Linked DNA regions of Homo sapiens: region 1 is linked to region 2. The links are chromatin contacts, found by Hi-C or POLR2A ChIA-PET in ENCODE. All regions are on one chromosome and are shown on one strand. Each heading gives the region's core, a stretch centred on a gene start or an enhancer-like site at or near the end of the contact. The rest is flanking DNA. Distances are from core to core; before and after follow the strand shown. Region 1 holds the start of CA12 (carbonic anhydrase 12). Region 2 overlaps APH1B (aph-1B gamma-secretase subunit).

Region 1 (4,278 bases), core at 217-2,716, 90 kb after region 2:
GAGAGGAGCAACCAGCTATAGGAAAGAGGGCCAACTAATGGCTGTTTCTCCCTTTGGTCTTGGAGCAACTTAGGACTAAAGAGATTTCCAGGGAAACTTTGGTCTCAGTGCAGCTTTCGTAAAAGGAAACATGTAAAGTTTGTGGTTTTAAAACTTGATTTTCACTTTTACATCGCTCCTTTCTCCCAACTTCTGTTACATCGCTTCTGTTTCTCCCTGACCAGATGAGGGAGATAATATCAAGCACATCATGCCAGCTAGTTGACTGGAATTTAATTAAGAGTTATCCACAGCCTGGCTCCCCTGCCCTTCCCCATGGGCACTGTGACCTCCAAGAGAGGAGGCTCAGAGCTTTTATGCTGCTGAGCAGGACACATTTCCCACCACCACTGCCTCGCCAGGAAGAATCTAGTTTCAGCCAGTAAAATCACTTTCGGTCCAAAATCACTTTCTTATTCCAAAAGATTAATGAACCAGCCTTGGCTGTACACGTGTTAGCTCACTGGCCCGGCGTGAGCCCACAGTTCAGGTCCCCTCTGCCACCTCCTCCTGTCACTCCACGGAGCCTCCATTCAGTCCCTCAGCCTCCAGCCTTTTGGGATTTAGTGTTCTAATTACAATCAGAAATATGCTGTGTGTGTGTGTGTGTGTGTGTGTGTGGTTTGTGTGCGTGCGCGCGTGCGTGTGTGTGTGTACGTGCACACACACGTACATTCAGCATAGTAGAGCCCTCCTGGAGAAAAACAATGATTAAGAATGGGATGCATCATCCCTTTGACTTGTAGGTAAGACTTAATGGTAAAGATCCTCTCCTCCAAAGAAAAGCGCCTACCACTGTCTGCGGGTTCTGCACAGGGGCACAGCAAACCTTTCTCTGTGCTTACCCCAATCAGAATGCCACAGTCATGTCTCTACTTTCTAAACGTGGATCAGGGGAACGCTGTTTTAAATCTTGGCTTTGCATCTCCTCCCTGGTTAGCAAGTTCCCAAGCCACATCTTCAGAGCTGGCGGTGCCCGGGAGTACACGCAAACATTTTAACACCAAATCTGCGCCAAGCGCCACTAGAAAGCAACGTGCTTCCCGACCCAACCTCAGCAAAGGAAAACGGAGCATCCTTTCTTGAGAATCTACTATTTGGTACTACACCTTCCCTGCTCCCCGCAGCAATGATTTTACTTTATCATTGAAGAGCCTTCAGCCCAGGGGCGGCTGAGCGCTCAGGAGTGTTAGGAAAGAAGCAGGCGGAAACTTTACCGTTCACTGGGGCCGGGCTGGAAGGCTGTTCCTTTAAGATCACCAGCAGGAGCACGGCCGCCGCGTGCAGGCTGCGCCGGGGCATCTTCGCGGGCTCCTGCGGGGCGGGCGCGGGCTGTGCCGGGGGCTCCCGGTGGCCGCTCGCTCTCCAGCTGCACACCGGGACCGCGTGCGCGCAGCCTGGGTGCCGTGGCGAGTACGTCCGCCCTTCGCTCTCCTGGCTTCCCCGGGCAGCTTTTATGGAGCAACTCAACGCCAAACACTTGATGTCATCGTGCGGGGAGGGGGTGGGGGAGGAGAACGCCCTGCCCACCGGAGGGCTGGCGCCCCAGATCCTAGGTGAGTTGTAGCCTTGACTTCAGCAGCACTCTGCGGGTCCCCGGCGCTCCTCTGGGCCAGGGCTGACCCAGGAACACAGTTCTCCGAGGAGCTGCTGGCAGGCGTGGGTGAGATCCGCCTGTCTCACATCCAGAAGGGTGCGTCTAGGGATTCCTTCAGTGGCATGCCCTTGGTCTGTCACTGGTCCTGTAACAGCCCAACGAGTTCACCTTGCCCGCTGCTTAGACAGAGCCCATTTATCAAGACAGGGGAGTTGCAATGGAGAAAGTAATTCACGCAGAGCTTGCCGTGCCGGAGACCGGAGGTTTTCGTTCCTTTGTTTGTTTGTTTGAGACGGAGTCTCGCTCTGTTGCCCAGGCCGGAGTGCAATAGCGTGATCTCGGCTCACTGCAACCTCCGCCTCCCGGGTTCAAGCGATTCTCCTGCCTCAGCCTCCCGAGTAGCTGGGATTACAGGCACATGCCACCATGCCCAGATAATTTTTGTATTTTTAGTAGAGGCGGGGTTTCGCCAGTTTAAGGCTGGCCTTAAACTCCCGACCTCAGATAATTCACCTGCCTTGGCTTCCCAAAGTGCTGGGATTACAGGCGCCCACCACCACACCCGGCTAATTTTTCTAATTTTAGTAGAGACGGGGTTTCACCATGTTGGCCAGGCTGGTCTGGAACTCCTGACCTCAAATGATCCACCTACCTTGGCCTCCTAAAGTACTGGGATTCCAGTACTCAAATCAGTCTCCCCAAGCATTCCGGGAGTTGTTTGTTTGTTTGTTTGTTCAGACGGAGTCTCCCTCTGTCGCCCAGGCTGAAATGCAGTGGCATGGTCTTGGCTCACTGCAACCTCTGCCTCACGGGTTCAAGCGATTCTCCTGCCTCAGCCTCCTGGGTAGCTGGGATTACAGGCACGCGCCGCCACACCCAGCTAATTTTTGTATTTTTAGTAGAGACGGGGTTTCACCATGTTGGCCAGGCTGGTCTTGATCTCTTGATCTCGTGATCCACCTAAAGTGCTGGGATTACAGGCGTTGAACCACTGCACCCTGCCTCTGGGAGTTTTTAAAGATAATTTGGCAGATAGGGGCTTGGGACTTGGGGAGTGCTGATTGGTCAGGTTGCAGATGGGATCACAGGGGGGTTGAAGTAACGTTTTCTTGCAGTCTTCTGTTCCTGGGTGGGATCGCAGAACTGGTTGAGCCAGATCACACACGGTCTGAGTGGTGTCAGCTGATCCATCCAGTGCAGGGTCTGCAAAATAGGATGTTAGATTTTACAATAGCGATGTTATCCCCAGCAGCAACTTGGGAAGGTTCAGACTCTTGCAGCCTGACGCCGCAGGACCCCTAAACCATAATTTCTAATGTTGTAACTAATAGATTAATCGTACAAAGGCAGACTGGCACCCAGGCAAGAAGGGGGTCTTTTCGGGAAAGGGCTATTATTGATTTTGTTTCTGAGTCAAACCATAAACTGAATTCCTTTCTAAGGTTAGTTTGGCCTATGCCCAGGAATGAATAAGGACAGCATGAAAGTTAGAAGAAAGACTGAGTCATTTAGGTCTGATCTTTGTCACTGCCATAATTTCCTCAGTTATAATTTTTGCAAAGGCTGTTTCAGCCCTACTCAGAATCCCCCAAGTATAGTGCCATTTGGGCAAAAGCCTCCTTCATGCTTTTTTTTTTTTTTCTTCAGGTGCCTGCCTGGACTTAGCACAGGTTAAGGAACTGGACAAGATAGTTACATTCACATGAGTTTCTGCCAATTGTTCAGTGCATCCTGATTAAGTTCTTACCTTCCAAGTTGAGATGCAAAGAGATGAACTGAGAATAGGAGAACAGCACAGTGGGGTACACATGAAGAGCTTATCACAATTCCCCTTAGTAACGGGTAAGTAGATGGGACTCATGCTGGTTCAATACATCATTCCATCCTCACTAGGAAGCTGGGAGAGAGGGTCCCTCTTTTGGGGTGGCAGCAGAAGAAAGGGACTTACATTATTTACTGAGCACCCGTTGTGTGTCAGGCACTTTTTTGGGGGGCTTAGAACATGATACCCCAAAGTATGGCACCTTGGCATGCTGAGTACTTTGAACTGAAGGAAACTGAAAAGGCCTCAGAAACAAGGTCTCTCTGACCTTCTCCCATCCTCCTGTCTCCTGCCCCTTCTTCTCCCGCTAAGTGAATCATAGAAACCAGAATCCCTCTTCCCCAGGCAGGTCATAGAAAGTAGAGCCCCTCTCCTCCACAGCAAGCCATAAAATCTAGAAACATCACTCTCTCCCCTCTCCCTTCTCCTTTAAAGACCCTCATTCGAGAGGGGTCCTGCCCCATACCCAGGAGAAAGCAATGCTACACAGAGAGGTCAAGAAGAATTGGAACGGACAGGCCTTGCTGGGTTCCCCTCAGTCTATCACTATGAGATCACACCCTTCTCTCCAATCACATTTCTATACGGCCATCCATGTTCTTCATCAAACCTAAGCAGAAACACCGTTCTCCCTGAGTCTTTGGGTCTTCATTTCTGAAGTCTCTTGTGTCACTTGTTGGCCTGTCTTTTGTTATTTGAGTGTCAACTGTGACCTTTATGATGGGGGAGGAAAGGGATCACACCTTTCTGTCCCTACAGGCTGTGCTAGACCTACAGGCTGTGCTAGAGAAACAGGAGTGTTTCTCTAGTCTTGTTAACC
Region 2 (4,239 bases), core at 611-3,110:
AGTTTGAGACCAGCCTGGGCAATATAGTGAGACCTTGTCTCTACTAAAAATTAAAAAATTCAGCTGGGTATGGTGGTGCCCACCCATGGTCCCAGCTACTCAGGAGGCCGAGGTGGGAGAATCATTGAGCCCGGGAGGTTGAGACTGCAGTGAGCTGTGATCGTCCCACTGCAATCCAGCCTGAGTAACAGAGGGATACTCTGTTTCAAGAGAAAAAAAAAAAAGAATTTCATGTTTAAACTTGAGTCTTATCCCCTAAATATCTCATTTTATATATATAGATGCACAAATATTTCAAAATTTGAAACACTTCTGGTCCCAAACATTTCAGATAAGGGATATTCAGCCTGTAGTATATATCTGTCTATATTAGTATGTGTTAATAAGATCCATACTATATGATACCTGTGTGTACATAGGCTCTTATGTTACAAACAGGCATAGTTTATAAATAATGTTTATGTATAGGTTACTTCTTTTTTATTTGTGGTTATGTTGTAGGCTAGCATTAAATTTTACTAGAATCATTACCATTTCTTGGTAATTTTGTATAGAGACAAAAGTATGGGAATTGGAATCCTAGGTTCGAATCTTATCCTGGCTCATTAATTTAGTATTTTGGGCAAGTCCATTTGATTATTGAATCACTCATTCCATACATAATTATTAAATGTTTTTAGTCTAAAGGAGTTATACCAAGCTATGAAAATAGAGCCCAGTTACCATTCATAACTTCCATTCATAGTGGGGAATAAAGACAAACAGCTAATTACAATAAAGCATGATCAATGCTACAGTGAAATGAGGAAGAGCCATGGGGCACAAAGGACAGGCTGTAACCCATGCTCCCAGGCCACAGTACCTTGGCTTTGCAGCATTTATCACAGGCGTCATTAAGTAATGGTATAGTTATTTGTTGAATGTCTTTTTCTCCAGTTGGGTGCTAAGCCATGCAAGTGCAAGGACGACATCTGTATTGTTCACTGCTCTGTCCTCGGCATCTTGTGGAGTCCTTTATTTCTAGATGGCACTCAATAAATAACTTACAGAAAAATGAAAGCCAGGCACAGCTTATGGAGGAAGTGCCATAACGAGTAGAGATTTACTTAAAGGGTGAATAATAGCTAGGCAGGCAAAGAAAGGAGTTGTCAGAGAAAGATGTTCGAGGCAGAGGGAAGAGGCCTCTTTCCTCCAGGCCTGGAGGTAAGAGCAGTATTGTTCACAGGGCAAAGGAAGTCTTGTCCTTCCATCTAATCTTCAATTTCCTGATCTTTCAGGAAGGGCAGAAATAACGCCTAGCTCAGAGTTGTTGAGAATTAAATGAAATTAATTTAGAGAATATGTATTTAAGTGCTTATAAGCTCTAAACTGGCCTAAGAATATTATTAAGGTGGAGAATTTAGCGCTTGAGATGAGAAAACAGAATTCAGAGAGAAGATAATTTTTCTAGTATTATATAGAATCTGGGTTTTTCATTCCGAATTACCTCCCTTATGCTTTAGAAGAAAAAATGTCTTTAGCTAGTACCTAGTAAAAAAGAACAGCTGATCATTTTATTTTAAAAAATTCCCCAGACCATTTCACTTCTATTATATTTTCTAGACAGTGCACTTAAAACCTAGGCAAGCTTTTAAACTTTTTAGCCACTAAACGTTTCACAAGGGAAAACCAATATGGGTCAGACCACATATGGAGTGTTGTATTGTTCCAAGCATTGTGATTTAACAGGAATACTGAAGAAGTAAAATTCATATAGAAAGAATGTTGTCAGTATGATAGAAGATCTAGAAGCCATGGCCTGTGGGATATGACTGAAGAAAGAAAAATACTGAGCTTGAAGAAAATAAAAGAGGAATGTGGGAGATTATTTTTGTCCCAATTTGTCATTTCCTGTAATAAGTCTCATGGTGGCTGGAATGTTCTTTTCTACCCTTTGACTTTGAGCTCAGTCATGTGGCTTGAATTGGCCAATTAGTGGTTATGATGTAAGTTAGAGGCTTAAAAAGTATTTGCATGATTGGACCTTCCTTCTTGGACTCTGGTGCCATGAGAAGAAGATACCTTGGGAAGTTAATGGCCACTTAGCCTGGACCCTTGAATGAATATACCCAGAGCCACACAGAGCCCACCCCAGGAGCTTGCAGCAGAGTTTTCCAGCTGATCCCAGCCTTTATCAGCAATGCACAGTCAGCCTTTAGACCTGTGAGCATGAGAATAAATTTTTGTTACTGTAACCCAATACATTTTTTATCTTTCATTCACTTTTCTATTCGTAATATTTTAAGAATAATCTCTACAGTGTGGCAGTTTGTTAAAGTTTAGACTCGACTGAAAGCTCTTTGTAAGCAAGACTATCTCAATACCTACATTTCCAAATTCCAAAGTAGTAGAGAAAGTATAACATCTCCTAATGATACAGAAAAAATGATCAACAATAGATTGTAACCTGCAGTTCTTATCCTTTTATGATTTCATTAGAATCTTAATTTCTTGTAATAAGTTGTCACAACTAACTGCTACTGTTTATGATACAGTGATACTCTATACGCTGTATATATCATCGAATTTGTATTTTTCATTATCTGTTTTCTCTTTCTCTTTTTTTCTAAGAGATAAGGTCTTGCTCTGTCACTCTGTCACTGGAATGCAGTGTTAATGATCTTAGCTCTCTATAACCTTGAACTCCTGGGCTCAAGTGATCCTCCCACTCAGCCTCCCAAGTAGCTAGGACCACAGGCATGTGCTGCTATGCCCAGCTAATTTTTGTATTTTTTGTGGAGATGGGGGTCTCCTTATGTTGCCCGGGCTAGTCCCAAACTCCTGGCCTCAAGCAATCCTCCTGCCTCAGCCTCCCAAAGTGCTGGGATTATAGGGTGTGAGCCACCACGCCTGGCTTGTTTTCTTTATATCAATAGTGTAAGCCTTTCTTTCCAGCTGCTCAAATAACTGAGAATAGAAAATTGTACTTTTTGGAATGCACTTTCATTAAATGGATATGACCTATCATAGTCTCTAGTAGCTTGTGATACATTATGAAATGCACACATCACAGGCATCAGTCTTCAGGCAGTGTGTAAGCAGGCAGCTCAGTGTATTGCTTCACAGTCTCTAGCTGAAAGAATGACATGGGCTGCGGCTGTAAGACTTGATGGCTCTTCTAGGTATGTTTCAGGCCACACTGAATCACTGATGTCTCTTTCCTCACACGGATGAATGGCTAGGCTCTGCTGACTACCTTTCGGCGCAGTTGAATGACTTGCACTTCTCCATTCTCTATAGACCTTGTTTCTTCTCATGGGTAAAATTGTCCTTATTTTCGTCAGCCACTGCTGCCTTTATTTTTAGTTATTTATTTTATTTTATTTTACTTTTCTTTTTTTTTTTACTGAGACCGAGTCTTACTCTGTTGCCCAGGCTGGAGTGCAGTGGTGCGGTCTCGGCTCACTGCAAGCTCTGCCTCTCGGGTTCATGCCATTCTCCTGCCTCACCCTCCCCAGTAGCTGGGACTACAGGCGCCTGCCACCACGCCTGGCTAATTTTTTGTATTTTTAGTAGAGATGGGGGTTTCACCATGTAGGCCAGGCTGTTCTTGAACTCCTGACCTCAGGTGATCTGCCTGCCTCAGCCGCCCAGATTGCTGGGATTACAGGCGTAAGCCACCGCACCTGGCCTGTTTTTTTGTGTGTTTTTCTTCTTCTTCTTCTTTTTTTTTTTTTTCTTGAGACAGAGTCTTGCTCTGTTGCCCAGGCTGGAGTGCAGTGGCACGATCTTGGCTCACTGCAACCTCCGCCTTCCAGGTTCAAGCGATTCTCCTGCCTCAGCCTTCTGAGTAGCTGGGATTACAGGAGTGCGCCACCCTGCGCAGCTGATTTTTGTATTTTTAGGAGAGACAGGGCTTCGCTATGTTGGTCAGGTTTTTCTCGAACTCCTGACCTCGTCATCTGCCCGCTTTGGCCTTCCAAAGTGTGGCCTATTTGTTTATGTTTTGAGACAGGGTCTTGCTCTGTCACCTAGGCTGGAGTGGAGTGGTGTGATCATGGCTCACTGCATCCTTGACCTCTGAGACTCAAACAATCCTGCCACTTCAGCCTCAAGTAGCTGGGACCACAGGCACATGCCACTAAACTCAGCTAATTTTTTTTTTTTTCCTGTAGAGATGGGGTCTCACTATGTTGTCCAGGCTGGTCTTGAACTCCTGGGCTCAAGTGATTCTCCTGCCTCAACCTCCTGAAATGCTGT

What was found. A loop is a pair of places that touch in the nucleus more often than their neighbours do. ChIA-PET counts read pairs that join two places held with the same protein, here RNA polymerase II (POLR2A). Pooled maps may share reads with other maps.
Region 1: a map of endothelial cell of umbilical vein shows a loop between it and region 2 (3-fold over the local background). The contact joins the promoter of CA12 here to the enhancer-like site in region 2. A Hi-C loop is called at or near these places in 14 of 168 maps with a recorded cell type or tissue (CD14-positive monocyte, GM12878, GM20431 and 9 more), 2 of 37 single-sample maps with no recorded cell type and 6 of 50 pooled maps. POLR2A ChIA-PET finds 5 or more read pairs at or near these places in 6 of 52 experiments (AG04449, BJ, HEK293 and 3 more).

The regions. Positions count from the first base shown.
Region 1 is chr15:63,380,380-63,384,657 of GRCh38, forward strand. CA12 (carbonic anhydrase 12) reads right to left here and starts at 1,467. Exons shown (of 11, transcript NM_001218.5): 1 at 1,257-1,467. The coding sequence starts at 1,341. RefSeq lists enhancers at 1,151-1,671, 1,672-2,191.
Region 2 is chr15:63,289,796-63,294,034 of GRCh38, forward strand. All of the region lies in intron 4 of APH1B (aph-1B gamma-secretase subunit), which reads left to right. Among named protein-coding and RNA genes, the nearest start is that of APH1B, 14 kb to the left of the region's middle. Within about 2 kb of position 1,861, at least 3 of the 41 ENCODE cell types and tissues checked have a DNase peak (open chromatin) inside an H3K27ac peak, as active enhancers do; they include endothelial cell of umbilical vein, where a contact is called at or near this core.